2 separate regions of the Homo sapiens genome follow, and region 1 is linked to region 2. A link is a loop called in an ENCODE intact Hi-C map of the cell type or tissue named here. Cell type or tissue: ascending aorta. All regions are shown on one strand. Each heading gives the region's core, and the rest is flanking DNA. Links, peaks and the distances in the headings are about the cores only. Region 1 has its middle 17 kb from the start of LINC01213. Region 2 has its middle 38 kb from the start of TSC22D2.

The links. Peaks named below come from ENCODE experiments on the same cell type or tissue, not always from the same donor. Only the 100,000 strongest peaks of a DNase experiment are listed, where the experiment ranks them.
Region 1: a loop joins it to region 2, with 5 times the contacts of the local background. A loop is called at or near these places in 5 of 110 quality-filtered maps.

Annotation. Positions count from the first base shown.
Region 1 is chr3:150,246,660-150,263,396 of GRCh38, forward strand. No RefSeq gene overlaps it. Among named protein-coding and RNA genes, the nearest start is that of LINC01213, 17 kb to the left of the region's middle. In ascending aorta, for the core only: no CTCF peak of the experiment used is centred there; DNase peaks (open chromatin) are centred at 5,964, 7,162, 7,962 and 8,952; H3K4me3 peaks cover 356 bases; H3K27ac peaks cover 5,878 bases.
Region 2 is chr3:150,362,295-150,379,031 of GRCh38, forward strand. No RefSeq gene overlaps it. Among named protein-coding and RNA genes, the nearest start is that of TSC22D2, 38 kb to the right of the region's middle. RefSeq lists enhancers at 7,741-8,609, 9,568-9,862. In ascending aorta, for the core only: CTCF peaks have their summits at 8,009 and 10,703 (motif pointing right); DNase peaks (open chromatin) are centred at 7,957 and 9,707; H3K4me3 peaks cover 2,363 bases; H3K27ac peaks cover 3,650 bases.

The sequences.
Region 1 (16,737 bases), core at 4,148-12,147, 110 kb before region 2:
TCATAACAACCCTGTGAAACAGAAACTTTTCCCTTCAGCTTTTGAAGTGGGAAATGGGTAGTGTACTTGGACTTTTTGACTACTAAGAGCTCATGCCATGATAGGAGATCATGCTCTAACAGGAAGCAGGGTTTACTGGGATATAGAATGGATTGTGAGTAGCCATGAAATAACAAATGTCTACTACACAGAGGGTCAGAGGACTTTACTACAATCTAGTCCTTCTTCTTTTTTTTTTTTTTGGAGACAGAGTCTTGCTTTGTTGCCCAGGCTGGAGTACAGTGCCATGATCTCAGCTCACTGCAACCTCTGCCTCCTGGGTTCAAGTGATTCTCCTGCCTCAGCCTCCTGAGTAGCTGGGACTACAGGCGTGCACTACCACACCCACCTAATTTCTGTATTTTTGAATAGAGACGGGGTTTCGCCATGTTGGTCAGGCTGGTCTTGAACTCCTGACCTCAAGTGATCTACCCACCTCAGCTTCTGAAAGTGCTGAGATTACAGGGGTGAGCCACCATGCCCAGCCTATTCCTTCTTATATGTAATAATCATTTGTTGATTTCCAAAGTTTAATGCCCTAAGCTAGGTAATATATAGGAGAGACAAAATTAAACAAGACAGTGAACTCCCAGGTACTATGTCACTTAAGAAAAAAAGGGAAAAAAGGGACACCCCCTAAGGAAAGTTCACCTACAAAGAAACAATACATGAAGTGCTTAGTAACTGAAGAAGATGAGTCTAGGACATGTCCAGGGCCATCACGATCACATCACACATCACATTGTCAAGGTAGCTTCAGTCCCTGCAAAGATGGACTCAGAAAACTAAACTCACAGTAAGTCTGCCCTCAGATTTAACCTGGCCACAGCCATCATCACTTATTTGCCAAACTGGAACAGCTGAGGAGCACGACTACACACAGACATTAGATTCACAGATATGCAGGGCTGCCAAATGGGACTCATGAAGAGGCAGAAATCTGGAAATCCCATTAGCGACAGATGCAGCGCAGCATGCGTGTCTGGGGAGGCACTGGCGCCAGCCCTTGGGGAAAGGCAGATCCATCTTGGATCATGACAGCCACTCCAAACCAACCTGAGGCCAGCATGAGGGTGAGATGTGGCGCAAAGAAGGGGTGGATAAAGCCAGGCAGTTAGCAGCCATCTACTTGCCCCAGAGTAGGGCAAAGACTCCTTGGTTTCCAAGAGAAATGAGTTCAAGTCCTTGGAGGGCCTCTAATTTGATGTTTGAATGGGAACCAGAGTGCTCAAGTTTGAATCCTACCTCTACCACTTCACCTTGGGCAGGTTCCTTCACCTTTCTTTTTCTTCTCCGCAAAATAGATGTGACCCATTCTAGGACTGTTGTAATAATTAAATGGGAAAATACATATATACTGGCAATAGTAATTATTGTTAATTGTGTCCTATATAAAATGAAGTTCAATGAAAGACTCTCTTTGTTTCTTTCTAATGCTAACATTCTGTGATTATCTTAAAAGTACCTGAGATGAGATATCCCTGGTTCATTCCTTTTGCTCTTAACAGCATCTAAACATTTATAATTTTGGATTTCTATACAGAACTAGCTGTTTGATTGAAAGTGTGACCTGTGTGTCTATTTTCACTTCCGTTTTTATGCCTGTTAAAATCTCTGATGATATTCGTGCACTAGCTCAGGTAAAAGACAACTACTTTCATCTAACCACTTCAACATTTGTAATCAGTGTTAACTAGGGAGGGAAACTTGAAGATTTCACTTGCCTATTTTCACTCAGTCCTACCTTTCACAGAGAGCTCATTCAGGAAGGGATGAATTGAGGCTGAAAGGGGCACACATAAATGTGAATATAGTCACATGACAGGAGAATTCTAGATTTAGAAGTTCAACGTGGGGATTACACTTGCTGAAAATAATCTTAATGTATATTTTAGTGGTAAATTGTTAACATTCTTTCCATATTTCCTGACCTCAGCTATTCCCTTTCCTCCGCTGTGGTTAAGGGTAAAATTCAGGAATGGATAACTTTCAGAGAACCAAGGAGACAGGATTTTGCCTGTGGTCAGGAAAAAAAAAAAAAGAGAGAGAGAAAGAAAGAAAGAAATTTCAGTTGCTTCAAAGCTGGTTTGTGAGAGGTCAGGGGTGGGGAAGGCAGAGGGAGGAGGCCTCTCCAGGGGCCCAGCCGAGGCTCCAGCTCCCTTTTTGTTTTAATCTGGTTTGTGGTCCTGCTGGCCCAGGGAAAACACGGACTTGTACTAATGTAGCCCAGGAAAAATATTGGAAGGAAAAAAGCTTAGACACTTTGTATAAACTACAGAAAATAAAAGCAATAAACTGCACAAGCAGATGAGACTTTCCTGATGGAAGTACTGTGATTTCTCAAAGCCAATAAAAAAGTCCTCAAATACATCCTCAAAGAAACTTGATTGTTTATTGTGGTGTCACATTTATGACCCACGTAAGTAGCAGTCAACTAATATCTTTATAAAACTCTGATTTATAGGTACTTTGATTGGGCTTTTCTGCTTACTGGGACCCCAAATGTGACAGGACCACCTCCCTATTTGCGTGAGGAATTCTTGTTGTTATTGAGGACTGTGGATGCCCAGTAACCAAGATGGTTGCTGTTGATGACAGTTTTACATATTCCATTTTTCCGAGGGGCAAAAGTCACATGCATATGACTGAATTCTTGGTAGAAGCTCTTTCAATTTTCTTTATGGTGATAATCAGAGACAAAGAATTTCCTTTGGAAAAGATCTCTAATAAAATTATGAATAAATCACTTGGACTGATCCCAAATGGAGAAATCAATTTGATTTGTAGAAGCTAAGCCCTTTAGATTCTTCTGCAACATTTTGGTAAACTCATTTTTTAAAAACAGCAGCACACCACAAGTTGGTCCTGTAAATCATGTAGATCACTAGATTTGGGAGACTAGAGGACTAGGAAAAAATGATGACAGTAATCCAGCAAATGTTTAATTTCTACCCCACCCCCAAAAGGAACAACTACCCTTTCAGAGCCAAGTCCTGACTTCAGGGCTGCCCACAGTCTTGCTCTCTGAAAGCCCTGTAGAAAATTAGAGGGGTGGAAGGCAATCATTTAAAATAGATCACATTCAGTTTTATTAAAAAACCAAAACAGCTGGGGTATTGATTTGCAAGCTCTGTAATGCCATTGGTATGCCCAACCTGGCCAAGATATTAAAAAGATATTTAAGGAAATGTCACTAAGTGTCTCAGGCACAAGTTTTGGCATATTCAACCAGCATTGTGGTGCTGTGGGTAATTCGTCTTCCTTTATGTTTTGCTATGCAGCACAGGGGGAGGGGACATTTACAAAATGATTTACTGTGACACATCCATTATAATGAAAGCATGTGCCGCTTGCCAGCACTCCTGGCCCATCTTCTCCCTCCCAGATGCTCGGCCATATGTCCCATGCTTGGCGTGAGCGACAGTTGTGTTGATAGAGAAGGAGTCCTGGGATCTCGGTGTTTTTAACAGAAATCCCAGAAAGCTCTGAGGTTGCTGGCTCAGGTAAGAAAAGCAGCAGGAAAGGGCCCATTGTTTGGGACTAAGTGTTTTTAAAGATGCTTCAGTGGTATAACCACAGGATGGAGTGAGATTTACTGTCTCCTCAAGGCCAGGAGGATTGCTGAGAGAGGAGCTCAAGCTTCACTTGGGGAGCTTTCCACTGTTGCTGGCTTCCCAGCTCAAGTTCTCTTTCCTTCCTCACCCCTCCGCAAGATAACTGGCTGCTCTCTGCTCTATCTTCCAGCAACAGCCCATTCCTCAGTTACCAGGACCTTGCATCCAAATTCGAGCGGCACGCATTACTGCTTCGTGAAAGCAGCTGCTACTTTGACCATGTGGATCTCCTGGCTCCCTAACTATTGCAACCCTAGCTTAATTGCCTCTGCTCCTGGAATAAAATCAGCACTTATTGAACACCTGCATATGGAAGACATCATGCTAGGCCCTGTGAAAGAAAGAAAGAAATTTGGTATACAGTTGGTTTTGCCTTGAAAAGTTTACCATCTAGTTGTGAATTAGTACTCCCATCTATGTCCTGGCAAACCTTGGACAAATTTCTTAACCTCTTTGCACCTTGATTTCTCCATCTGTAAAAGAGAGGATAATAGTATATAGGATTGATGTAAATCAATTAATATGTATAAAATGCTTAAACTAGTACATGACACATAATAATCACTCAGTAAATGTTAGCTAAATTTGGCCCCTAGTTGGAGGAAAGAAAGAGGGAAAAAAGAGGAATAAAATTAGATTTATGTGCTGTATCTTGTAATAAAATTTTATATATGTTCACTGAATTCTCACAATACCATGTAAGGTAGATATTACTGTTACTCTTTAATTTTTAGTAAATTGAGGCTCTGCTAGGTTAATACTTTGTCCAGGTGTTCAATGTTGACAAAGCTTACAGTCAAGGCCAAAACTACTTAGTGCCACAGCCCATGATTTTGAAAAGACAAATAATTTAAAATTTAAATAATGTTTACAAGACACTAGAGGTTGTCTAGCAAAGGTCAATCTCTGATTGATTTCCCAATAAATTGCATGAGAAGACATTGCCTAAGAGTTCACTTCGATATGGAGCTGGCAACCGCAGGGAGCTCTTCCCACCACTAGACCTGAATGAAGCATCGAGGAGCCATTCTTGGAAGCCAGGGAGGGGAGTGGAATGGAAAGGGCTGCCTGGCAGGAGCTGTATCTCTGGGTAGAGGGACACAGCCAACCTGCAGGAACCAGCAGAGAAGGGGCCAGGAACATACTCTGATCTTACCTCCTCCTTCCTCTCTCCTGCCAGTACTCTTGGGTAAGCAAGCCCTTTGCTGCTGTCTAAATAGGTCATCCTCCCTGGGCAGAGAACAGGATGGAAAAGAGTAGAGAGAGGACCTGGGGGTGCAAATGTAAGATATCCAACACAGGAAGTTTGTTATAAGATTAGATAACTTACATGGCACTGTGTCTGCTACACAGAAGATACTGACCACCTGATGGTTACTATTATTTCTTATTATTTGTCCTGCTTTGGTTGGCTTGGTATTTATGTGTCCAGTTCAGATCCTCTGGCCTCACCGCAAACAAAAGAGTTTTCTAATCCCTGTAGTAGCATGAGAAGTGACTCACTAAAAAGTCAATTAAGTTTCTTGTCTACAATCTTTTGCCTCTATTTTTTTTAAAGGAAGCTTTCAAATGGGGTTGGGGGTGGGGAACTTGGAAATCATTTTTTTAAACACAAGCTTTGTGATTTGTCTTATTGGAAGTTCTTAACAGAGGAAAGGGGCCTGTTTGTTTAGATTGCTATGCAACAGGAGGCATTGAGTAAATGGTTTCCCAGTTTTTATTATTTTAAACTTCACCCGGAGAAAATTGATCCAAGTTTAAGAAAGACAGGAGGAATGGAATATAGACTCTAATGTTTCCAAAATTCTAAATGGCACTGCAAATAATAGAACCCTAAAACAAACATTCACAAACAGAAAATTACCTTTGTATTTCTCACTTTCAAGGTAAAATCCGTAGAAAATATGTCTTCATCTATTCAAACAGAATTTTTTCCAGCTAATTTATACACTACATGCTAAATAATGACAGAAAGTTGAAAGTTTATCACTTTCTACCAAATATCAGCAAAAGGTTAAGTTGCTGTAGAATAATTACTTTTTATCTCCATTTTTCACCCACAACATGCAGAAAGCACAACTAGGCAGAAGCCATCATTGACCAAGAGGAAAGAGGGGCAGATGCCTCCTAAAATTCTTTCCCTATCTCAAACTCAGTCACCAGTTTTTACAAAAGCTTCACATTCCCCCATCGAGCTATTTTTCATTAGGCCAAGAGGTTTTGGGTTGATATTCATGTTGGTGCTGGCTCTATCAGGCTGGCAGGCTTAAGGCAGTTTCTGAATTTCCTGTTCAAGTTAGAGGGGAAAATGCACATGCGTCCAGTGCCCTGAACTTGGTGAAATCAGACATCTGGAAGCCAATGGTGGGGAAAGAGAGCAAAGGTTACAAGAAAAATAACACTCAGTAGCAACCAGCAAAACAAACTTTTGTCTGGAGCAACAAGAAGGCACAGCAAACACATCAGCCCATGTGGCACCAGCTCATCTTCTTAAAAACAGTGTCTTACTGCTTCTCCTAATGTCAGGAGTTCCAAAAACATAAAGAAGTAAATAAAAATAATTAAAATGCCTCTACCCAATAATTAAATGCCACTACCCTAACACTGTGATATATTTCCTTCTAGTTTTTTACACACACATATTCTATAGGTATATGTACATAAGTAAGATTGCAAAGAAATACGAAGGATATTTTAAAACTAAAAAACAGAATTATTTTATACTTGCAGTTTTATGTGTTGTATTTTAAGTCTACATTATTTTTACACATTTCCTTATATCATTACATATTGTCAGAATGGCTATTTTTTAAATTAGCTACGTAATAGTTCATCCTACAGATGTAGCATAATTTGACCAAGCTCTTGTTGTTGGCATTCACGCTGTTTCCAATTTTTTTACTGTTATGAATAATATTTTGAAGAATATCTTTGTAATTCTGCCTGCAGAATAAATTCCTAGAAGTGAAATTACTGGGTGAAAAGCACTCACTTAAAACATAAAGCCCAATCTGCCATCTAGAAAAGTTATGTCAAGCCTTGGTCTTGTGAGTAGTTTAGGAAAATATCTATTTTACTACACCCTATCGATCCTGAGAATTACCACCTTTAAAACTCTTGGCCTATTTGAGAGGTGGAAATGGTGTCTTAATATTTAAAATTTTTATTTTTCTTACTTAATAATAGTCTGAACATGTACTGACCATGCCAAATCAGTTTTTGTCATCTTTGAAAACATTGACTTCCTTTTGACTGGACTTTAAAGTGCCAGTTCCCGCAGAAAAGTCAACTTCCATGGACGTGTGAACACAGCCCTCTTAATATAAATATTACCAACTCCATATCAGTCTTAATTTTAATAATAACGCCAAACAATGGATTCTTTTCTGTCACGTTTTGCAATATAATCATGTCAGTTTTCAAAGGCTGGTACACCCTGGAATTACAAACACAGTCTGTGGCAAGAGATATTGGCAGCTCTCCAACCCAGAATGACAAGCAAGCATCCCTTCATTCTGAGCCCACAGGATGATGGTGCAGGGACAGGGGACCTAGTGACATGGGTATCCATTGGCAACCTGACACTCGTTGACCCCTCACATGTCAGAGTTCCTAACTTTCATGCCAAGGACCCCTCTGACAGGTGAGGTCTACAGATCCCTTCTTAGAATAATGCCTTTAACAGCTTAAAATAAATACATACATAGAATTATAAAATAATCCAATTATATTGAAATATGATTATCAAAACATTTATAAAAATCTGTGGTATAGTAATATAGGTGCTTATTAAGCACTATTTAACAAAATCTAGCAGCAGATCTAAAAACTACCATCACAGCAAAGTGATAAAAAAGGTAAAGATATTTCAAGATACCTGCAACAGCTAATACAATGTGAAAATGTTTATTTCTATTAGTGACAAAGTCCAAAGACTGCAAACACTGTTGTGGTTTGTTGCCTACATTCATAATGAAGGTAATGATGCATTTCAGTGAGAGTTCAGTAAAAGATGTAATTTTTTTTTCCTGTCCTGGAATGCCTGAGTTCTCTTCATGGACCCTAGGTTAATAACCCGTAGTCACATGAAGTGTTCTGAAAGTAGAAAGTTATGTAAATGCATTTATTTCCACCTCCTCCCACTACTAAGAAATGTTACATTTTCTCTGGGTCCTATTTTTTTTCTTTGCTCTAATTACTACCATTCTGGGAAGCTGTTGGAACAGTGCAGTAGGGTTGGCTACAGTGGAAGAGCTTAGTCAAAGTGTTGAAGTCACCATGTTAAAAATACCTTACTTGATGAAGTTGCAGACCTGTGCTCTCTGATCACGTGCCACACGTAGCACCATTATACCACGCTGTGATTTAACAACCCATGTCTGAGAGTCAGAAGCTCAGGGTTCTAGCTACAGCTTTGTCACTAAGCAGCTGTGTGACTGTGAAAAGGCCCCTTGACATTCCTGAGCCTTAGATTTTCATAACTAAAAAAAAAAAAAAAAATTGGAAAAGACCATCTCCCGTTTCAAGTTCTCACAATATTTGACTTTAAAACTTTGTAACTTCCATTGTATTTTGATGATGAGTGTATCCTTCCAGAAGAGTTCTTTAGCATCCAGAACAGACAGATAGGCTTACCTGTTGTCTAAAATAAAGTTTCAATCCCCTTTTTTGTCCCTGCCAGTCTCTCTTTTCCATTTTTCCCTCATCCTCTTTGTAAAACAAACGTGTTCTTTTCCTTAAAGCAACAGAACCTGAATTCTTCTGTTGGTTCTAAAGCAGAACTTAAAGTTTCTCTGGATCTTCTGTTTGTCACACGACTTCCCCAGTCACGTCTGAATGCCCAGGCCAGCCAGTGTCAATTTCAGTGTTGGTTCCAATGTTCCCAAATCTCCGCTCATAGAGCATTCTTCCTTCCTCTTTAGGTAAGCTTTCCTAGGTCTTAGGCAGGGATTTCTTAACTTTCTATGTGTTGCTTCACTGAACAAGGTAAAGTATTCTGTTCTCCTACTCACATAGAATTCACAGAGTAAATATTTCTCAGAGATTTTCCTTCCTAATCACGCAGCATTTTTAAACACTTGGCATTGTGCTCCGTTCAAGTTGTCGAGCCCAGATTCAGGGAGAGCCCAGAGCTTTTGGTGTCAGAGTGAACAGGAGTGCTGGGTGAATGAGGCGGCCTGGCAGGGACACCATAGGCCTGTTGGACCCTAAGAATACTGACAAGGCTGAAGAGAAAGACACAGAGGCAGCCTGCTCTTGGCAAGCCCAGGCAGGGTTCCCTTTGATGTGAAGTCTTGCTTGATATTGCTTTGTGTGTCTGCATTTGTCCTTGGCAGGCGGAAGGCAGTTCCTTTCCAACAATGAGGTGCCCTTGTGTATTGCTGCCATCCACCAAAACAGTGATGCATGCAAGCAGCTCCCAGGGTGATGAGGTAGGCAGAGTGAGGTTGAGGCTGGTGAAGGGGGTGGGGAGGACACTCAAGGAGAACCCAAGTGCCAAGGTGAAGATGTTAGCAAAGAAGCTGTGACAGGCCTGAAACTCTGCACCAGGGCTCTCAAAACATTTCACTGATTTCACCTTGAAGTAGGAACAATTTGAGAGGGATACAGAGTAATTAGGAGCAAAATGTTGAAAGTGATTTCTTTTGATTGAAATACAAAGAGGTTTAGAAATGCTGCCTGCAATTGCCTCAAGTTAGTCTGGGTCAAATACTAGCCTGTGAATGTTAATCATTACAGTTGGGTCTGTGGACATCATTAGTGCTGTTCTCTAAATATTTCCAGTTCCCCTTCCTCTCAAACACAAGGTAGATTGTATGTAATTCCTGGTCTCTTTGGTCAGAACCATGTGACTAGTTCTAGCCAATGAACAGAAGTGATGTGGGTCTCTTCCTGGCTGGAATATTGAATTATTGATGCAAGACGCTCCAGAACTCTTCCTCTCTGGAATGAGGGTCACTGGTATGGGGACTCTATTATGTCAAAGTCCTCCTGCCAACCCACATGGGAGAAGTAACATAAGCAAGAAATCAACATTTTTGGTTTAAAGCCACTGAGATTTGACTGTTGTTCATTATAGCAGCATAACCTAGATTATTGTTAACTGCTGCAGGCCCCAAAGACTCCTTTCCTTATCCAATTGCTCTCACAGAGATTAGATAGTGAAATGATCCTTGACTTCTTTGAGAAAGTACTCCTGCCTTATTTAAGCAAGGAGCTCTCACAGCCAGGGAATTTCTCCTAGGGAGTAGCACTGGAAGTCAACTGTCTGTGGTTGATTCTCAAAACCTCAAGCTTTGGGAAGCCCAAGATGTTGTAGATAAGAGCCATAATAGGTCCCAAGAAAGAAGCCAGAAGATGCTCGTTGAGTCTTGCTTAGCCTAAAAGAAGCCATGAGAGAAATTCACCAACAGACTGCGTTAAGTGTCTATTTGCATATATTTCTGGGGTCAGAGGTTGTAGTCCCTAAGCAGCTTTTAATGTAAGAGTGGAAAAAGTGAAAAAAGAAGAATATGGTTAGAGAAAACTCAGACTCTAAAGGACCTAGAAAGAATACTGGCTAAAAATCAGAAGAAACACAGTTTGTACTGAACAGAAAATAATTTGCAGCCCTGGTAAGGCACAGAAGAACGGACATTGATTGGCGCTTCCTGTGAGGAGCGTGAGAGCTGCAATTAATCCGGAAATGCTTCAGGGAGGTGTTGTTTTAAAGAACGACTTGACATTTAGAGGGAAAGATAGAATGGTGGGTCAGAAGAAGGACAGGCAATACAGCCTGCAGCCCTTCCTGGAAAAGGACTCAGATACAGGTCAAGGTGGCTTTACAAATGGTTTTTTTGTTTGTTTGTTTGTTTGTTTGTTTGTTTGTTTGTTTGTTTGTTTTGAGGCACAGTCTCACTTTGTCACCCAGGCTGGAATGCAGTGGCATGATCTTGGCTCACTGCAGCCTCTGCCTCCTGGGTTTAAGCAATTCTCATGCCTCAGCCTCCCCAGTAGCTGGGACTACAGGTGGGCGTCACCACACCTAGCTAATTTTTGTATTTTTAGTAGAGATGGGGTTTCACCATGTTGGCCAGGCTGGTCTCGAACTCCTGGCCTCAAGTGATCTGTCTGTCTCGGCCTCCCAAAGTGCTGGGATTACAAGTGTGAGCCACTGTACCTGGCCAGATCAAACTTCTATAATGACCATTTGTAAGCCAGTCATGGTGACTGACACCTGTAATCCCAGTTCTTTGGGAGGCCAAGGTGGGTGGATCACTTGAGGCCAGGAGTTTGAGACCAGCCTAGCCAACATGGTGAAACCCCATCTTTACTGAAAATACAAACAATTAGCCAGGTGTGGTGGCAGGCACCTGTAATCCCAGCTATTCGGGAGGCTGAGGCAGGAGAATCACTTGAATCCGGGAGGCAGGGGTTGCAGTGAGCCAAGATCGCGCCATTGCACTTCAGCCTAGGCAACAAGAGTGAATCTCTGTCTCAAAAAAAAAAAAAAAAGTTTGATCTGAGGGACTCAGTGGGGTGTTACATTTTCAGGTAAGTTGAGAAGAGAAAAGTCAGGTGGCCTGAGGTGGACTGATAAGAGAAAGAATTTTTAAAATAACTAATGCTGGCCGGGTATGGTGGCTCACACCTGTAATCCCAGCACTTTGGGAGGCTAAAGCAGGAGGATGATTTGAGACCAGGAGTTGTAGATCAGCCTGGGCAACATAGTGAGAGTCCATCTCTAAAACAGTAATAATCATAAATGAGCCAGGTATGGTGTAGCTCATCTGCAGTCCTAGCTACTTGGGAGGCTGAAGCAAGAGAATTGCTTGAGCCTGGGATTTCAAGGCTGCCGTGAGCTAGGATCACACCACTGCACTCCAGCCTGGACAACAGAGCAAGACCTCATCTCTAAAAATAAAAATAAAAAATAAAAGTAACTAATGTGAATAGAAGTAGTCCAGGCAAAATGCTTCAGGAAAGGGCAACAGGCCAAAGTGACAAAATATGATATCAGCAGAAGCATTAATACCTGGAATGAGGGTGGCTTTGGGACCTGAGATGCCAAGAAAGAGAAAACTGCATGCTTCTGTATGAAGGAGGACTGGCTAGTTACAGTTATGTGACTGAGAGTGCTAACTGTCCTCCAATACCCATTCGCACCTTCTTCTTCAGGAGGGAACCCCCAGTTTTCCCCTAAGTACATAGCTGCTCAGAATAAAGATTGCATTTCTCAGTTTTCTCTTCAAATAGGTATGACCACAGGGAACAAAGGGACATAACAAAATTTCACATGTGACTTCCTTAAAGAGAGGGACATATGTTCTTACTTTTCTTTCTCCCTTTCTCCTGGCCGGAATGTAGTATAAGAGAGTGAGCTAGAGCAGTCATCTTGGGCAATGAAGTGTAAGCGTGTGTCAAGAATAGCAGAACTGTAAGAGAGAAAGGGCCTGGATTCCTGATGGTCTTAGAGCCACTATCCCTGGACTACTTACTCCTGAACTTTTTTATGTGAGAAACAAAGAATGAAATGTTTACTTTAAAAAAAATTTTTTTTTTTGAGACAGGATCTTGTTTTGTTGCCCAGGCTGGAGTGCAGTGGCATGATCATGGCTCACTGCAGCCTCGGTCTCCCAGGCTCAGATGATCCTCCCACCTCAGCCTTCCCCAGTAGCTGGGACTACAGGCACATGCTACCATGTCTGGCTAATTTTTGTGGGGTTTGCTTGTTGGTTGTAGAGACAGGGTTTTGCAATGTTGCTCATTCTGGGAAATGTCTACTTAATTTAAGTTGCTTGTATGTTGAGTTTTCTATCTCTTACAGCTTAACCTCATCTTTACTGATTCAAGAAGTTATCCCCACTAGTAAAATTACAGATGCTTTTTATTTCCTTCTTTATAATTTTCTGTATTTCCTAAGTTTTCTACAATGAATATATATACATATATATATATATATATATATATATATATATATATATATATATATTTGTAAATTGGCAAAAAAACAACGGTTTCTTTTTTTAGGTAAGTAAGGGAGAGGCTGGAGGACAAGGCCTGAATTGACACAGACTGAAAGGCACTTTGATGCCCTTTGTAGTATAAAAGAGCTTTGGACTTGAAGTATTTTTCTTCAGTCCCACATTGACTTGCCTTTGAATGGCTTTCACCTTCTGCCATGCAAGTTTCCTCATCTTTTGTTCCTGTAAAGATTTGGTGCAGGAAATAGAAAAGGGTTTAGGTATCTCGAGTAGAAGGGAATTTAATACAGGGAATGGGGTGCTGCAAAATTGTTGGAAGAGCCGTAGAAATGCATGTGAAGAGGTCCTATTAGACTTACAGATCATGCTGATGCTAGGTTATAAGGTTATAACCCTGAAGCTATGAACCAGAGGTCAGGAAATCATTGTCAACACGCATAGGTCAAGAAACTGCTGCCAGTTTCACAGTTGCTTCACATTCATGAAGCTGGTCACTATAGGGTGATTGTGAAGTCTGTCCACTACAAAATGCATTTCTGCCAGGGCTTACCACTGCCATAGAAATAAAAACGGGCTCCACCAGCATTTCACTTTCCAAATCTCATGGGAAGGATCTTATTTCCTGGACTTCACCTCAAACCCTGGCAGCAAGGGAGCCTGAGAAATGTAGTTGTTAGCCTTCCAGCCCCTATGACACAAGAGTGTGTAGAAGGGGGTAGATGTGAACAGTGAGTGCCAAAAGAGCATGTCTGGCTTATCTCTAAGCTGTCAGACATTCTCAATACCTTTTTTGATGGCTCTCCTGCTTATGTATTTTTCTATAGCCAATTAAAAACTATTGTTGTACAGTTATTATGTGCTAACACTGTGTTAGGCACTTCAGAATGTACAGAATGATAGCATGGTTTGGATCACCTGACACCTCATCCACTCAAAAAACTTATGTTTAATGTCTATCAGGTACTCAGAAAACCATCAATAGCTCCTCGTTATCTATCAAACAAAGTCCAAGGGCCTTAATTTAAACCTAACAGACTCTCCATGTTTTCATGACCTCAACTCATGTTTTAAACCTTATCTCTCATTTCTCTGCTTATTGAGCTCTTGTGGACCAGGAAAACTGGATGATTTTCTCTTCTTTATACATGAGCCTCTTTTCTGCCATCAGCACTTTAGTTACAATGTTTTTCCTCCCCAGAATGTCCTTCTTTCCATCTCCCTATGGTAAAGTGCTGCTGGCCCCTTAATGTCCAGCTCACATGTCACATCCACTGTGAAGCCTTTCCTGACGCAGGACAGCTGGAGATACTCCTTTCTTCCCAGAATCTTGGGAACTTGTTTTAATCTCCTGTGTGAGATTTAGAACGGTCTATCCTCAATTACGGTTTTTTGTTGTTTTTTTTTTGTATAAACATTATTTCTTCCAAAGTAGACCCTGGTCCACAGAGGAAAGGAAATTATTTCTTATTTATTTTTGATCCCCCACATAGTGCCATGGTGCTTATTGAATGAATAAATGTAAAACCAGAGGACAGGCTTTGCTCTCAAATAATTTATAATCTAATAGCAAAAATATAAAAAGCACCAATCACTCTATGAATAGTATCTAAAATTCTTTGTCCAGAATTTCACACTTCCCAGATAACTGACATCCCAGTTCTTAATTCTTTAATTTTCTGTGAGAATAAATAAGCTTTTTTGTTATTGCCACATGTCAATCATCTTTCATTTCCTGTTATTCTTTCAATTAAGTGTAATTTGTGTCATGTAATTTTCCATTTGCTACTAAACCACCAATAAGATGAAAATGTCTCCTTATGTCTATAGCAATAAAAACAATTCTCAAAGTGTGTTTCTGTGTTTCTAATGTAAACCAACAATTAGTGCAAACGATGTAGCTTGAGTATAAATGATGAAGAACATATTCACAGATGTATTTAAAAATTTCACATAGGGAAACTCCATTCACCAACTCTCTTCATTTATTAACACCTCCAACTATAAAGGAAGTCATAAACCTTAGTTCTTTGTAACCAAGCAAATACCTTAAACATAGAATTGGACATAAAAGCATTATAATTAAATTGTACCTTTTTCTTCCAAACATAGAATTACCCTTTATTAAAACAACAGTGTTTATAAATGTTCTGGTTTCCTTTCTCAGATATGTTTTCTATGTTCCTCCAGTTCAACTAGTACATAGCTTCTTCAAGGGAAGGCACATATGTTTCTTCCCTTGAGCTTGAGCTTTTAACCTCTAGTGTCTAGTCCATCACACCAAGTATTCTGGTCTTCAAGCAGTGAAAGTTTAAGTAATGCTTGATATTAGGTTGGTGCAAAAGTAATTGCGTTTTTTGGCCCATATTTTGATGTCAAATAATTAGTACTGAAAATAGAATGAAATAAGTTGTCATTGATTTCTTTGTTCAAAGTTGTCCCTCCAAATATTACCTAAGCAACTACTATTCGCTGTTCAATAAAAGGATTTTTTTTCTAAATATTTCTAAATTTAGACCCAAGTCTGTTATGTAAAAGATAACATGATCAGGGGCTACAAAATGAGTAGGCTGATAGCCAGCAAACTACATAAATATGGGCTGTAAATACCATCATAGAGATAAAGACAAACTCTAAGGGAAGATAGTGGAAAGAATAATTACCTCTTCTTGGGGCTCACCTCCACCAGTCTAACCACCAGTGATCATTTGTCTAACAGGCACATGTCTTGGTTATGCTTCTGAATTTTTATAAGGAGTGCTTAACCCTACTCTCTCCCTGGTTGGTTGTCAAAGCCTATGTATCTGTCCTTATCAACAATGCAGGCTTTTGTGCTCCAGGTAAGATTGTGTTAGAGATTACAGCCTTTAACTCCCTGTGGTCCCATTCTTATTCAATGTCCAGCTGTGAGAAATAATATTTATGGAAAGTGGTTCAAGGGCATTGCTGTTCATACATGACTCTAGATAAGCTAAATGTTACTGTTGGATTAAACTAGATCATAACAAGGCTTTGTACTTGAATACGTTGTTTTGATTTCCCGTAGACCTGCCTTCTCCCAATTTGTGCCTTGGTCTAAGCCATCAGCCTACAGAGAGAACCATGAAACTCCATGATACATGATAGAACTCACTGCTATATTTACTGTATAGATTGACATTAGGGTATGGTCTGATGTATCACACAGTATCTTCATTTGATGACACCCAGGAATGAGGTTGCTCAATATCAGGAAAAACTGTTCATATCCTTTGTAAAAGATACTAACCTAATGCCATCCCCAAGACCCTCCTTTGCCCTCCTTGCTCTAAAAAGGCCAAAATGGCAGACACTAATTTAGCAGTCTCTCTTGTAGACAGGGTGTTCATATGATCCAGTTCTGGCCATGAAACATAAAAGGAAGTCTACAAGGGGGCTTTTAAGGTGGCAATTGCTTCCTGATGAAAGCTACAGATGGAGAAGAGCTCTCTAGTCTTCTCCCTGCCTTGGTCATGGATATGATGCCACAAGTTAGCAGTTCACTTGAGACAATGAAGTTACAAGTATGACGGAAACCAACATCCTAAGGATAGCAGAGATGACAGATAGAAAAAACCCACATCATTGATAATATGACTGAATTATCTCTGGGCTTCTTGCTATGTTAGAAAAAAATCCTAACAATGCCCGTAAGCCACTCCTAGTTAGGTGTTCTGTTACTTGCAACCTAATGTATCCTAACCAATAATCTAACAACCAGATTAGTTTTTATTTTATGGATTGTTATTAGTCTTGCAATTAAGCCTACTTCATCTTAACTTTAGCCACCAGGAAGTTACAAAATTGTACCCTATGTCTACCATGACACTATAAGTTCTGCTAGTTCAACTTCCTCAATCCTAAACATGGGTTGATGTTTATTTTCCTAAAATATTTATTTTGTTTTTTTGTATTATATGTACTTTTATATGTCAAAATTTTTCTAGAGGATGGCAAGGTGTAAATAAACTTATAAACAAACCCCCCAAAATTTAACTCCACTGGAGGATTGAGAAAGTAGTTGGTTTATTAAAGTTTCACAGGAGGATGACATCTGGGTCCCACTCTTTAGTCCAATTCACGAATTCAAACCATTCCTAAGGTTT
Region 2 (16,737 bases), core at 3,321-11,320:
TCAAAAATAAAAAAATAAAATAAAATAACACCATGCTTGGCACAGAGCAGGCCCTCTGACTATGGTAGCCATTACCTTAAATTCTTTATGCTACAGCAAACTTCCTTTTTTATGTCTTTTTTACAGTGTATAATATTCTCCTCTACATAATTTATTCATCTTATACTTGAAAATCATAATTATTAAGCTAACTCTCAATTCACCTGTCTTTATGTTGAGTAAACCCAGATTTACGACACTTACCTGACTGGTAACTTTACATTTACCTGCTTGCCTTGATTAATGTGTGTCTTGCACTAAACCATGCATGGCCTATGCCTGTTTCTGTTCAACCCTGAGTCACCAGTGCTAGCCCATAGCCAGACACAGTTAGAGCTCAAGAAATAGTTGTTTAATGAATGAATAAATAGATATATCTGCTTATGAGTGGCCTTCCTGTAAAAGGTGGTTCTCATTGAGAGACGGGGTGTGGACAGAAGGCAGGTTGTCATACAGGATACAGGTTGTCATATCTGAATCACCTGCAGTGATTTTTAAAAGTTAGCTGACACCTTCTCCCCAGGGCATACCATACCAGAGCTTACAAGGTGCTACCCCAGGGGCAGCAAGGCCCACCTCACCCAAAATACACCTCAAATAACTAGTCAGTGGTGATGAAAATTTCTTTAATAGGACCCAAAACCTTTCATTCATAATCAGAGATCAAGGTTAAGGTACAAATACCTTCAGCCAGTGTGATATGATAGAAACACCCCTGATTGAACCAGAAGTCAACAAAGCAGGACTTTAGACCTGCCTTGGCTTTGGAAATGGGTAGATGACAGGAAGGGAAGGGGGATAAGTACACAAATACACAGGCTGCTGAGAATCCAAAGGTGTAGAAAAGCAGCAGGCTGCTGAGAATCCAAAGGTGTAGAGAAGCAGAGCAAGGGGCAAGCACAAACAAGATAAGGTACTTAAGGCTTCATCTTCATAATTTTGCTAGCATCAAGCCTACCCTCTCTTGGGCCCAACTGCTTTCTGCTGTCAAGGTGAAAAACTTATCAGTCATACTCCCCAGGTTTAGGAACTGCCTTGGCAACCAGGTTCAGACTACTGACCCACCCAGTGATATTTAAAAAATATAAGCCAGGAGATAGTTTATTGTGTGCTACCCTAATTCTTATGTCCCAACACGTGTTAGTTGTTTTTAAACAGAACCTTAATTGCTAGTTCATGGTCACCTTTTGATCCAGTCTGATTTTCAAGATCCTATGCTGTATTTATACTCTACTTTCTCTTTTCCTGTCTGTGGAGAACAGGATCTTGCTCTGTTGCCCCGTCAGGTCTTGAACTCCTGAGCTCAAGCTATCCTCCTGCCTCTGCCTCCCTAAGTGCTGGGATTACAGGCATGAACCACTGTGCCTGTCTATACTCTACTTTGGACCTTTTAAACTGTGATATATAACAAAGTGCATAGAATACAAATGCATGGTTCAATGAACTTTGCTTGTTAAGTTAACATCTGTGAAACTGATATACAGGTTACATTATATATTACACACATATATTAGAAGATGTATTATATAATATATAAGCATATATAATACATTATATATAAGCATATATAATGCATTATATATAAGTATATATAATATATAAGTATATATTTTATATATAATATATATAAAATGTTACATTAATTTTATCACATGTAAGTTAAATTTCAATAGGAATTTTTTTTGTTGTTGCTTTTGTTTTTGTTTTTGTTTCTGAAACAGAGTCTCTGTTGCCCAGGCTGGAGGGCAGTGGCTCAATCTCAGCTCACTGCAACATCCTCCTCCCAGGTTCCAGCGATTTTTGTACCTCATCTTCCTGGGTAGCTGGGATTACAGGTGTGTACCACCATGCCCAGTTAATTTTTGTATTTTTAGTAGAGACGGGCTTTCGCCATGTTGGCCAGGCTAGTCTTGAACTCCTGGGCTCAAGTGATCAACCCACGTCGGCTTCCCAAAGTGCTGGCATTACAGGAGTGAGCCACCATGCCTGGCCAATAGGAATGATTTTTAAAGGAAACAACAAAAAAAAGAAATGATATATTGTAAACACCTCCGAAAGCCCCCACCCATAGCCCCTTTCCAATCACAACCTGTATATAATCCTCCCTAAAGAAACCATTATTCTGACATTTATGGTATTCACTTTTCTTACTTTTCTTTATGTATTTACCTCCTAAGTAATCATCCCTAAAACAAATAGCTTAACTCTGCCTCCCTTTGAACTTCACATAAATAGATTCATACTATATATATTCCTTTGTGTGGGACCTTTTCCACTCAACATTGTTTTTAAGCCTCATCCACATTATTGCCTGTAGCTATATTTTGTTGATTTTCACTTAACGTACAGTATGCTAGTGAATGAATCTTCCACAATTTTCTTACCGTTGAGGGATACTTGTTTCTGGTTTCAGGTTTTTATGAGTAATACTGCTATGAACATTGATGTACATATTTTTCGATGTACATGTGCACTTATTTCTGGTGTGTGCATATAAGGGTAGGATGTTGATAATCTATCTGGTGGTATGTGTAACTTCACCTTTACTAGGTAATGTAAAACTGTTTTCTGAAAACTGATTGTACCAATTTATGTTCTGACAGCAGTGTATGAGACACTTGGTACTATCAGATTTCAATTTTAGCTGATCTCATGAAAAGTAGAATCTCATTATAATTTTAATATGCATTTTTAAATGCATAAAAAACATATCCATGGTTTTTTGGTGGGGGTGGGGGTACACTTTCTTTCCTAGTATTAATTCTTCCTGAACATGTCTCTGATGATTTCCTTCCTACCTGCCAGCATGTATTCATTATCTATTTCTACATGACAAATTATAGCAAAACTTAGTGGCTTAGCACAATAAACATTATCTCACACCCCCATGCGTGTAGGTCAGGAATCGGGCAGTGCCTTAGCTGGTTGGTTCTGGCTCAGGGTCTCTCATGAGGTTGCAGTTAAGATGTCTTCCAGGGCTGCATTCACCTGAAGGCTTATCTGGGGCCCAGGGATTCTCTTCTAAGGTAGCTCATGTACGTGTCTTGCAAATTATGGCTGATTGTTGGCAGGAGGACTCAATTTCTGTTCACATGGGAATCTCATAGGGCTACTCGAGCGTCTTCATGACATGGCAGCTGACTTCTCCCTAAATGAGTCATCCAAGAGAAAGATCAAAAAGTAAACCACAATGCCTCTTATGATCTGGCCTTAGAAGCCACTTCAGCCATATACTGTTCACTAGAAAAGAGGTGCCAACTACTGTACAGCTCACACACAAGGAAAGGGGAATTAGGCTCCATTTTTTTTAAAAGACAGAATACCAAAGAATTTATGAATATGTTTCAAAACCACCAGACAAAAAATTCAAAATCTCCTGATTTTCATCATTTGGCAAGCACTAAAATAATTATTAATTCAAGCATTAATAAAGTAATTTTAATCCAATAATTTTTAAATTAGTGGGTGAAAGTTTTGATGAGAAACAGGAAATGTGCATAGTCTCAAAGTATCTTCTCAAAAAATATGTATTAGTTGCAAAAGGAATCACAATAACTTTATAGTGTAAAACTTTATAGTGTAAAACCTGGGCAAAAAAATTTTGACCAAGTTATCAAAATTAACATTACCAGTAATGAGACATAACAATACCATATGATTTTCAATACAATGGACTGAGAACACATAACATCATTTCTATGGTATTCATGCCAAAAATGCATAACTAAATTTAATCATGAGGAATATTAGATAAACTAAACCCAGGTTGATGAACATTCTACAAAATAACTGGATAGTAGTCTTCATTAGCGTGAAGGTCATGAAAAACAAAGAAGAGTTGAGATATTGATTAAAGGAGACTAACAAGACATGACAACTAAAAGCAAGGTATGATCCTGGACCAGAAAATGTACACTAATCAGACAACAAGGAACATCTGTATAAAGTCAGTTGATTAATTAAAAGCGTATCAATCTTAATGTCCTGATTTTATTTATTTATTTAGAGACAGAGTCTCACTTTGTCACCCAGGGTGGAGTGCAGTGGCCTGATGACGGCTCACAGCAAACTCGATCTCCCAGGCTCAAGTGATCCTCCCACCTCAACCCCCTCCTCCAGTAGCTGAGACTACAGGCACACACCACCATGCTCAACTAACTTTTTAATTTTTTGTAGAGATGGGGTCTTCCTATGTTGCTTGGGCTGATCTCTTAACTCCTGGCCTCAAGTGTTCCTCCCACTTTGGCCTCCTAACGTGCTGAGATTACAGGTGTGAGCCACCGGGCCCAGTCAATGTCTTGATTTTAAAAATTATACTGTGGTTATATAGCATGTTAACATTTGAGGAAGCTGGGTAAAGAGTATATAAGAATTTCTTGCATTATTCCTGAAATTTTTTCATAAATCTGAAATCATTTCAAAGTGAAAACCAAAAAAAATTATTATGTCTGAATATGTAATAATATATAATAAATATGTCTTGGCCGAGTGCAGTGGTTCCTGCCTGTAATCCGAGCACTTTGGGAGACCGAGGCAGGCAGATCACCTGAGGTCAGAGTTCAAGACCAGCCTGGCCAACATGGCAAAACCCATCTCTACTAAAAATGCAAAACTTAGCCAGGCATGGTGGCGCACACCTGTAATCCCAGCTACTTGGGAGGCTGAGGCATGAGAATTGCTGAACCCAGGAGGTGGAGGTTGTAGTGAGATTGCACCACTGCACTGCAGCCTGGATGACAGAGTGAGACTCTGTCTCAAAAAATATATATACATGATCAGTGAAAAATATGAGTGATACAATCACATCAGAAGCTCACTAGTCTCTAACGTGGGTAGCTACTGTAAAGAACTACCGTAGTTTTCTATACGGCCTCCATCTTTCCTTGTCTCTAATTCTACCATGCCCTCCTTGTGATCCAACACCAGCTGTCTGTCTAAAACATATATCTGATTCTGTCAATCTCCTCATTAAAATCTGTCAATGGCTTCTCATATCTTAGGATAAATTGATCTTCCCTAGCAGGGAATCCTCATATGAATCCTTAGCCATAACTACATGGAATTGAACACATTCCCTAAGGCACACCATGGGTCTCCCACCTCTGGGTCTTTGCATATTTTATTCTGTCTTTTTTGCCTGGAAAAGTCCTGATTTTTCTTAGAGACTAATCGCTAATGTCTATTTGTGAAGCTTTTCTGTACCCCTTCTCTCTCCAAATAGAGTGCGTTATTATATATCTGTTGTCTCCTACAGCACTTGTAGGGATTTCCCTCGCAGCGTTTGTTGTACTGTGTTGTAAGTAGGTACTTATACACCTGGGTCTTGTTTTGGTTTGTTTGGTTTTGATTTTTTTTTCCCTGAGTACTGTTAGGTTCTAGAAGGCAAATTCTTAAGCTATATTCATTCCCAGTACCTGGCACAGGAACAGACAAATGGTAGGTCTATTAGTTGTTTGTTGCTATGTTAACAAAATACCCCAAATATTAGCAGCTTAAAGCAACCAACATTAACTGTGTCATACAGTTTCTGAGAGTCAGGAATCTAGGAGCAGCTTTGATGAGTGGGTTCTCAGGGTCTTTCACAAGGCTCAATTCAAGGTGCCAGCCAAGGCTGCATCATCCAAAGACTTGGCTGAGGCTGCTGAATCTGCTTCTAAGCTGGTTTACTCACAGAACTGTTGACAAAAAGCATTGGATTCTCTTTGGCTGTTGGCAGAGGCCCTCAGTTCCACATGGCCCTGTCTATAGGTCACTGAATGTCTTCATGAGATGGCAGCTGGCTTCCTCCAGAGGAAGTGATCCAAGAGAGAACAAGGCAGAAGCCACAGTTTCTCCAATCATCTATCTCAGAAGTGACATACCATCACTCTGCCGTATGCTATTGGACCCACAGAACACCACTGACAAATGTCCAAGGGCACTTACCCAGCATGCATACCAGGAAGGAGGGAGTCATCAGGGGCCATCTTGGAGGCTGACTACCACAGTCGGCACTCATTCAACATCTGAATGAGCGAATGAAGTGATCTCCTCAGGACCACATCCCAAAGCACTTGTCAGTGAAGAACCAAAGTGAACTCATTTATCTTACAGAAGTCTTGGGTATAAAAATCCATCCCGGCCGGGCGCGGTGGCTCACGCCTGTAATCCCAGCACTTTGGGAGGCCGAGGCGGGTGGATCATGAGGTCAGGAGATCGAGACCATCCTGGCTAACAAGGTGAAACCCCGTCTCTACTAAAAATACGAAAAATTAGCCGGGCGCGGTGGTGGGCGCCTGTAGTCCCAGCTACTCGGGAGGCTGAGGCAGGAGAATGGCGTGAACCCGGGAAGCGGAGCTTGCAGTGAGCCGAGATTGCGCCACTGCAGTCCGCAGTCCGGCCTGGGCGACAGAGCGAGACTCCGTCTCAAAAAAAAAAAAAAAAAAAAAAAAATCCATCCCCAGTCACTGATTAGGACCACAAACAGCACATGAGAGAAGTTCCCATACCTTATTTACTGACTCTCTGAATAGAAGGACCTTGCAATTTTTCAGCAATATAAACTCAGAGCAGGGAAGATGGGATGATTCACCCGAGGTCACTGAGAAGATCAGATGACCCAGGAGGTCATCTGATTAGGATCCAGGTCTTAATCAGGAGTAGACTCCCTGCCCATTGAGAGTTATTGGAGTGAATTTTAGAGGAGCACACCTTTTGGGGGCTGTTGAGTTGCTTATAATGCTGAGTCTACTTCTATCTTCATTAAAGGGAGATGCATGGGTCCAGGGAATGGCCAACTCATAGCACATCAATATGTTAAGCTTTTCCCCTTTCTAATTTTAAGATGAGACACATTTCCACTACTTCCTATTCTCTGCTATAAAAGCAAACAAATAACTGACCATCCCGTCATATTTTTATAAAATATTCTATATTACTTAATAGCTATTTACCCTCAAGGAGGATTCATGGCCTCATCCCTTATTCTTGTCTTTTTGTCTCACACTAGTTCCCTGTATGGGCTGTCCTTTCCTTAACTTCTAATATCAACCTCTTGTTGTTCTACCAGTTCTGTTAGTTCCAGCCAAGTCTCTCCTCCTTCAAGAAGATTCCCTGATCATTTGCTTCAGGGGATTTGTTTCCTTATTAGAACAACCCTATTTTACCATTTGTTTCACTCTTAGGACATTTGACTTTTTTTTTTTTCTTTTTTTTGAGACGGAGTTTCCCTCTTGTTGCCCAGGCTGGAGTGCAATGGTGTGATCTCGGCTCACTGCAACCTCTGCCTCTCGGGTTCAAGCGATTCTCCTGCCTCAGTCTCCCAAGTAGCTGAGATTACAGGCATGTGCCACCACACCCAGCTAATTTTACATATTTTTTTTAGTAGAGACAGGGTTTCTCCATGTTGGTCAGGCTGGTCTCGAACTCCTGACCTCAGGTGATCTGCCCACCTTGGCCTCCCAAAGTGCTGGGATTACAAGCATGAGCCACTGCACCTGGCCTTGACTTCACTTTTTAAGTATTTAGGTACATGCTGGATGTGTCATACATATTTTTATTCTCTGTGTCCCCAGGAATAAATGAATACATTTGATTTCCTTTAATAGAATAAGAATTTAAATAAACCACAGAGGCTCTTTATACTTAAAAACTCTGGGGTAAATTTTCTTGCAATATTCAAACTGTTTTTCAGTCTTTGTTTGTTTTGCTTTTTATTGTGATTTCCGATTTTTAAAATTATTATATTTTTGAAGGCAGGATGCCCATACTGTGAAATTAACAGGTTACATATGTGCAGTATTGATACACTTCCCCTTTAACAAAATTTAATTCACTAATCACATGCATTTCTAAAGCCCTTTGAAAATGTGTGTCATGCTTATGGGTGGCCACATTCCAGAGGGCTGAATATGTGCTAGAAAAGGAGAGGAGGCTTGGGGGTGGGGAGAAAACCCTTACAAGGCAAGAGAACTGAGCATGTGCAAGACTCCTTACTAAACGAAGGAGGGCAGAGGAGTGCCGTTTTGGAAATATCAAGGGGAATGAAAAGAGAAAGAGAATTGACGGGAGAGAGAGGAATCTGCCCACACTCAGGGGATCATCCAGAATTCACAGATGAACAGGGTGCACTCAAGGAAGACTGCCCCTCCATCAGAGCACCACCCCTCAGTGACTGCTGACGTGTAAGACACTTCCAGCATCTTTTTACCAGGCCCCACCCTTGGGGATGCCCAGACCAAGATATCACTCTTTGCACTAAGTGACTCCTGAGATACCAGCCCTTTACCTGACTTACATTCTGTCATCCTGCATCAGAATTGTTTCGAATTTTTAGAGGTATTGTGTTATAATGGTGTTCAATGAAGTTGGAAGAATTCTGGCTCTGCTGCTTAGAAACTGGCAAGTTACCTGATTTCTTGGGACCTCCATTCTCTCATCTGTAAATTAGGACTAATAATACCTACAATGCAGGATATTTGTTAGGATTACACATTAGTTGGTACTCAATAAATGGCAGCTATTGAAAAGCAGTGTAGTATGGTGGTTAAAAGCATGGAGTCTGGATCTAGACAGAGGTTGAATCCTTGCTTTGTTACCTACTGTCTGTGTGACTGATTTTCTATGTGTCTCATTTTCCTAATCTATCAAGTGGGGATAATAATGGCACAGTTTCTATCTCGTAGAGTTGATGAAGAGATATGATGGTTATAATTCAGAGTCTGTCAGATAAAAAGCATTTAGTAGATGGAAGTAGCAGTGGTAGTATCAACAGCAGGAGTAGTAATAATTGTTGTTGTTATTATTATTACAAAATATACAGTGCAAGGCAACAGTTAAGACTGTGTGCTGTGGTGCTGAACCACTTGGATTCACATCCTGGTTCTACTCCTTTCCAGTTTTGTGATCTCACAGTCTCCATTCCCTCATCCTTAACCTGGGAATAATAATAGTATTGCCTTCATAGGATTTAATGAATTAATATATGTAAATTACTTCGAACCTGATAATAAACAATAAATAGTAAACAATAAATTTTAGCCAGAACAGTGATGGTAAACAATAAATAGTAAACAATAAAGGTTAGCCATTATATTCCCAAATTTCAATCAGCTATTGCTCCAGGATTTAGGCATTTCTGTGGGTAGTTTTAAAGTTTGATATCTTATACAATTAAATCAAATGTATGTATTATGTGGTGATTAACCTGTATACCAGTTCCCTGGGAAATAAACGGGCTTTCAGCCATAAAAGGTTTTCAGCTGGGTCCCCGCTGACCATCTCTTCAGTTTCTATGTGTATAGCAGATGGTGGACTGCATTTTTTTAAAGTATTGCTTCTAAAGGGAAGACTATAAAGTTCTTAGAAAAATAAAATGCTCTAATTACAAGAGAATGCCATTGTCTCGGCTGTCTCACCCCACATCTTAATGACCGATACTGTGGAATATGACACAAAGGGAAGAGATCTCATAATTAGGCACATTGGAGAATCTCCTCGTGTGCTACAGACTGTGATTTCCAGTGACACACCAAAAGCCAGCCACTATAAATCCCTTTTTACTTTTCTCTCTGGCTGTACTGCAGTAACAGCACAAGTCGTTCGTTCAGATACCGGAAAGGCTTACAGTCCAGGAAACTTTTTTTTCTTGTCTCCAGCCAATAATCTTGTAGCATGGTGATGTCACCCCACAGTTATGCAATATGACTTAACTGTTGGATAGGTGACAGGAATTCCACGGACACCAAGATCACAATGAAATTGCTTAGCTGCTAAATTAGTCATATTGTACATTAGAGATAAGTCACTTTTAAAAAAGCTGTGATTAACTGCCAGTTCAAATAGTACTATTCTTTGGGTAGGGAAGTCAGGACCCCATCACTCATAGTTTAAATGATCCCATCCAGTTATTCCAGCATCTGAGTAATACAAACAAGGTAGTTATCAAACTTCACAATATCACAGGCCACTTGAAAAGGGACCCAGTGTGAAAAGGAAACACTTTCTATCCTCTATATTTAGGAGGAATTTTGTACAAAATTTCCTGATTGTCTTCCAAAATTAGTAATTTTAATCTCTTGATGACTTTCCTAATCGAAATAGGATGAGAGTAGGATCCTGTTCCTCAATGATGACAAGGATTGTTTAGTATTGTTTTCTTTTTCTCACACAAACTGGGCTCTGTCCTACAAGTCAACTACACTGTGAAAGGGGACTTTTTACTGACCACAAGCCATGATGAGGTAGATGTCACTTATTCTACAATATCGATTGTTAGAATAATCCTTAAATCTTCCCATTTTTAACACATGTGTTAGAAAAACTTAGAAAACACTGAAAAGTACAAAAATAAGCAAAGCCCCCACAGTCCCATCCTTCCCAAAACAACCATAACTAAAACTTGGTTGTAATTTCTTCTAGCCTCAACAAAGATTGAATAAATACAACAGCCTAACAAACTTCTTGCCTGGCAGTGTGCTGAGTGCTGGGCATAGAAAGATAAATAAGACTTCATCACTGCCCCTCAGGAAGTACACAGCTTACTGTAATGGGGTATGTAAACACAAAAAAGGCATTTAGCCCAGGCTGCAGAGAACGGAATGTGGGGTGGAGAAGATGCAAGGGATTATCAGAGCAGATTAGAGAAATCCTAGAGTGGGACTATTCAAAGTTTTGTCCACTAGGTGACTGCAGATTTTACAAGCAACCAATAGAAACTGAGAGTCCTCATTTAAAATTTTCAGAGCAATTTGACAGAGTAACTGTAATTCTGTTGAATCTAATAATTTTTAAAATTGGGTTTGTCTTTTATATTTTTTATCTCATTTTTGTTGTATTTATTTTTATTGTATTTTCAAAAATATCAGTCCACAATGGATTGGAGATTTAAAAATATATAAAACTCTATTCTCATGATGAAGAGTTTGAAAACCACTATACTCAGAGATTCAATAGCTTAGCCAAGTGTAGGGTGACCAACCATCCGGTTTGTGCTAAAACTGGGAAAGTTACAAGCAAATCAGGTGAATTGGCCACCTTAAAAGTGTTTATTTCTAAGAAATAATTATCTTCATGAGTGAATAGATGAGATGAAGGGGAAGCAATCATCATCAAAGAAATAATAGAAGAAAAATTCTCTCAACTGAAAAGAGGTCAGTCATTAGGTCAAAAGGGTTCACTAACGGGCAGCCAAGATTAAAAAGAGTGCTGCAGCTAGCTGTACTTTCTAAATTTCAAGGGCCAAGACAAAAATCCTATATGATTACACAAATTGAGATGAACAAAATAATCAGGTGGTGAAACAGTATTTTCATTTCTAGTGAAATGAAATTTCTAACGAAAATGCTACATTTCTTTAACAAAAAAGATGCTTGCTTTCACTTTCTAAATTGAGAGAAAAGAAATAAGGAAGAATCGTCCTTTATATACAAATGTAACAATGAGGGTAATAAAAGGAAAACAGAAAACAATACCAGGGAAGAGTAACATGAGAAGATGCTAATATTAAGAATTAACATAATTTTTTTGATTTGGCTTCAAATTTGGCTCTCAGCTTCCTGGCTGGGGAAGAAGAGGTTAGAAATCACAATCATTAAAATTGTTGCTATGATGATGAAGGAAGAAGCATATATGTTTCTCAGCAAGACATGTTTTCCTGGTACTGAAATCTAAAACAAATTCAAAGAGTTTAATATTGGGGGCATTAAGTGGTGTGGTAGAGCTACCCTCGATAGCATTTCTACAGTAAACGTAGGAGTGAATTTCACATACCTGCTTCTTGCAGGGATCCTCAGGTCAGTGAAATCAAGATGTCTAAGCACATTATAGCCTATATACCTTATTTGATTCAAGGATAGAACTTAAGAGTACCCTAGAAGAGTAGGTAAGTGGCGTGTCACTTAGTATTCTCTGATTATTTCTCTCAGCCAGGCTTGTAAAATAATAGGTAATTTGAGGTCTCCTAATATCTGAAAGTAAGTTACTCTGGTGCTCTCTATCGCTGATTGAGGGTATACAAAACTTCCAGTTTCACAGGAGATACAATTGGACTTTGTTTACTTTCAGCACTGATATTAGCATTGGACATCAATTCTGTGCGAGATTAGGCTATTATGCTTCACATAATGAATATTATTTTAGTAGGTGTAAAAAGCCTTTAACATTCTTACTGGTTTTATTCCTCCTCTGGCACTCTCAATAAACTTAATAAATATTGTAGCACTTTCATTAATGCAAATGGCATTGTTTATCAAAATATTGTTATAATACCCAGTTCTCATAATTTTAAGTTAGAAAAACTTTCTTCATATGTAATCTGTTTGAATGAGCAAGAATCAGTTTGCAAATCAAGTATGTACATTATGATCAATTTTCAGAAAGTATGTATTTGTATGTATGTATTTCATAAATTGTATAATATCTACAAATATATAAGCACAGAAAAAGCATTAGAGAGATGCCTAATGTTAGCCCTGATTATCTCTGGGTGACAAGATTTAGATGACCTATTTTTTTCTTTTTACTTTTCCATATGTTTAAGTGTTCTACAATTAAACTAGTATTATCTTTGCAAGAAGAAAAATAATATCATTGTTTACTTAAAGGCATGTAGGGGTGAAAGCAATTAATGTCTCTATATCATCCCTAAGGCAAATCAGTCAGGTGATCATGCTGCCCTCTCAGGGCTTATATGTTGATTTTAAGAATTGCATAGTTTAAGAAACAGCACAATTTGGGCCAGACACAGTGAGCAACTTTGCCACTTTTGCAGCTATTTGACTTTGGGCAAATGTTTAAACTTTTGATTCTCTGGTTCTTCATCTTCAAAATGGAAACTGGATTGTTTTAAGCATAAATGAAATCTCTGATATAAAGTGCCTGGAATGAAATAGGTGCTCAATAAATATTATATGCTTATTTGCTGGCCCCATTCCTGAAAGTGTTAGACCTGGTTCTACAAGTGTTAGTGCTCTTCCCTACAGTGGCTTTATGCAAACCTGGCTTCAGTCCAATACAAGTATTGGAGGAATAAGGAGACTTAGTCTCATTTTTCCCTTGTTCACTACTTTAGAGATGAGAAAGGGAGGAAAAGGAAGACTTACTGCGGATCTACTAAATATCAGGCACTATGTTACGTGTGTTACTTTGCTTAAGGAAGGTTCTCTATTTTTTCCCAAACACTTAAACATCTGTGAAGTGTCTCAAGTTTCTACCTTATTAATACATTTATCTCTGGAGAACTATTTACATTATATCACCACTCATACTAAAGCAGTTTCGTTATTCCTGTTTTTATCCTCAAAGACTCTTAGCTGTGACATAGAGGTTTGGTGAGTTAGGTCACCATCACAGTTAGGTCACATTTTTAGAACTTCATTTCATAGCATTTGGAACCCTAGAAGTGTATATTTTATTTTTCTATCCCTTTATTTGCATGTCAGTATGTCTCCAGTCTTTATTTTTTACATTAATTGGGCACTATTCTGTCTCTTTAATATATGGTAAATGTGCCTTGTTTAAATGAACCTCATTCTGTGTGGAAAAAGTTAGACAGAAAGCTAATGAAATGGGTATCTCCAATCACCAGTCCTCAGTTTTGAAAATTTGACTAAATTAACCTTACTAAAAAGAACTGAATCTCATCAAATTTACAACACTGGAAAACATTCCACTATGAGAATGTTTCTGGGTCTGTGACAATTCATTTTCTATATAACTTTGCCTCAATATTTCAGACAGAGACAGTTAAGCAATTGTAGAGAGGCCTGCAGCATTTGGGAATGGGGCCTCCCTTCCTAATGATCTATTGCAGTTGTATTGCACATGGATTGCACAACAAAGGTTTCTATTTTCCTACTTTTTTTCTTTATCACGTGCCAACTAAGCCTTTTTTTCTACACTCCCTTAAAATCTGACCCTTTCTCATCTTCTATGCTTTTGTCTTCCTGAGGTGAAAACCCTAAGAAGGCAAATTACTAATTGCATCCCTCAAAGCCTCAAATAAATATGATGTAATTAGCCACACAAACATGACCTGCATCTTTTCCCCTGAAAGCTTTCCCAGCTATTTGTCCACTAAAGCATGGTTTTCTGCAAACTCATTTCCCAGGAAATGTCCTCGAATGGCATGTGATCTTTCCATTTTAGACAAACTGCCTTGATCAGGTGTCACCCAACTGACCTGCTTTTTTTCTGCCTTTATTTCCAACACAGTGTTGTCTCTACAGACTATCAACTAAGTCCTGGTTTTTCCTCACAGAATTCCATTCTCAGCCCTATCCCTACACCACAGTTGACACATGCACTAGTTGGTTAACATATGTTTTATTACTCCCTCATGATTCTCACTGGACCTCTGAGTGACCTTGAAGTGCTGTGGTCATTTCCCCAGTGCTTTCCTCCAATACTTTGGTGGTATGGAGCTTGGCTTCAGGTTTGTTGTCATCTCATTTACTTGTTTAGTTTCCAGTTGGCTGGGAGCCAGCACTCTGCACTCTGCTCCATGCTTACGTTGCAAGCTACCTATCCAGGTCACAATTTTTATTTTTGTGTCTCTCACTATTTGAGGGAGTAAATCCAACACAAAGCAGTGAAGGTGAATGACAAGGGAAGAAATTAACAAGGGCTCTGGGATGCTCTTAGAGCATGAATTGCAGAGCAGAAGAGGTCCTAGATGCCAGCTAGTCCAATTCTATCATTTTCCAGGCAGAGTTGATACCTCCGAGTTTAAAGTCATAAGCCATTCAAATAAATTAATACAAGAGCTGCCAGGAGGAACATTTCCAAGTGGTTGAAATCTTTGACTTTGAAATCATGTAGACCTGGGTTAAAATCCCAAGCTGTGTGGCCTTGTACAATTAATGTAAACGCACAAATCCATAGTATTCTAATCTATTAAAATGGGGATAATAACAACTGTCTTACTGGGTTAAGCTGAATATATGATTGCTATTCATTTTTAACCAAAAACCACCTCTATTGATTTTTAGTCAAATGCTTTTTACAAGGTAATGTTACTATTATGGTTCTAGTGCCAATCTTCCAAGATTTCTAATCTTTACTAACAGTGGTCTGACTTTGAACAACTTATTTACAAAACTGTGTTTCAGTTGATTAATCCATAATACAAAGCTAATAATGATACCTAGTAAATAGGTAGATGTAAGAATTAAATAGATAATCCTTGTAAATATAGCATTTCACATAGAGTTTAGCATGTAAAAAGCAACAAAGCATTGAAAGTTCTATATAGTCTCAAATGCCCAGAACAAATGAATGATCAGGATACTCTCCTCCCATGTACTCTCAGAAACAGATCCAAGGTTATACACTTGGTTCTTTTTGGCTCACAGTGCTTATATTCATTTATTCAACCTGGGGCTTAAACAATAGGTAGCATTAGACCATGTAGAGATGGAAAAAAAAATTTTTTCCACCAAATCAACCACTATGAGCAAAGAAGAGAAAGGGGAAGGTGCATGACATGTCTCTTAAACAGTAAGTAAATCTGTTTGGTTTCAAAGGCTTCAAATTGCCCTCCCCACCTGTAGACTCATCCCCTCCTTGCTGCTACCAGAAACAAAATACCAATTTGAGCATGATTACAATTTTCCCAATTTTAGTGTTCCACATCAAATTCAAAAATAAAGTCCCAACCCCTTAGCACAACCTCCCAGGCCTGTCACAATCTCTCTCTGCCTAACTTGCTAGCCTCAATTCCTCCACTCTGCCAACTGCCCTCCCTGAGACATGTGCATTTATCTGAATCATCTGACTCACCTTCAGCCCTTTGCATGAGTTGTTGTTTCCTTGGCCAAAAACATTGCCCTACTAGGCCTTTAAAACTTAGTTCAGAGGTTGCCTGTAGGAAGTCTTCTTTGACACCCTTTGCCTATCCCTGACACTCCCCCAACACAAACAAGAGCAGAGGTCCTCCTTGGAAGTCCCATAGCATCGTATGTTTACCTTAAGCAAAACTGGCAAGACATGGATTCCACATTTGTATCTCTCTCCCTCTAGAATGCAAGTTCCCTGACCACAGAGGTTGGGTCTTTTAAAGAACCTACTGTGTGCTGAGCGCTGTTGTAAGCACTGAGAAATAAAGAACAAGAGAGGCGAAGTCCCTGATGTCTCGGAGTTTATGGTCTTATGCGGTAAGTCAGACAATTAACAAACAGATAAAAGCATAGTGATAAGTGCTACTCTAGTGTACTAAAGAGTAGTAAGAGAGAAAAAGGAAAACATAAGATCATGTGGTCTAATCACGGCAGAGAATTGAGGAGGAGCCAGTGATGCCTGGAACCAGGGCAAGACTGCTTGATCCTGAGGGCAGAGTAAGAGCTCAGATATTTGCGGAGGGAAGGAAGGAGCTGGTTGAGATCTAGTTCAAGGATATAAAAGGGATTCAAACTCCTTCCATATAGAAACCAGTAGTACAGTAACTTTCCAGTCCAGGAACAAAACGCAGAGAAAAGCACCAACATTTTCAGGTCTAGTTCAGACTTGGAGCCTTGGAAGGTGATAATGGTTTGGATCTGTGTCCCCACCAAATATAATGTTGAATTGTAATCCCCAGTGTTGGAGGCAGGGTCTGGTGGGAGGCGATCAGATCATGAGGGCGGAGTTCTCATGGATGGTTTAGCACCATCCTCCCTTGGTACCATATAGTGAGTGAGTTCTCACGAGATCTGGTTGTTTAAAAGTGTATGGCACCTCCCCCGC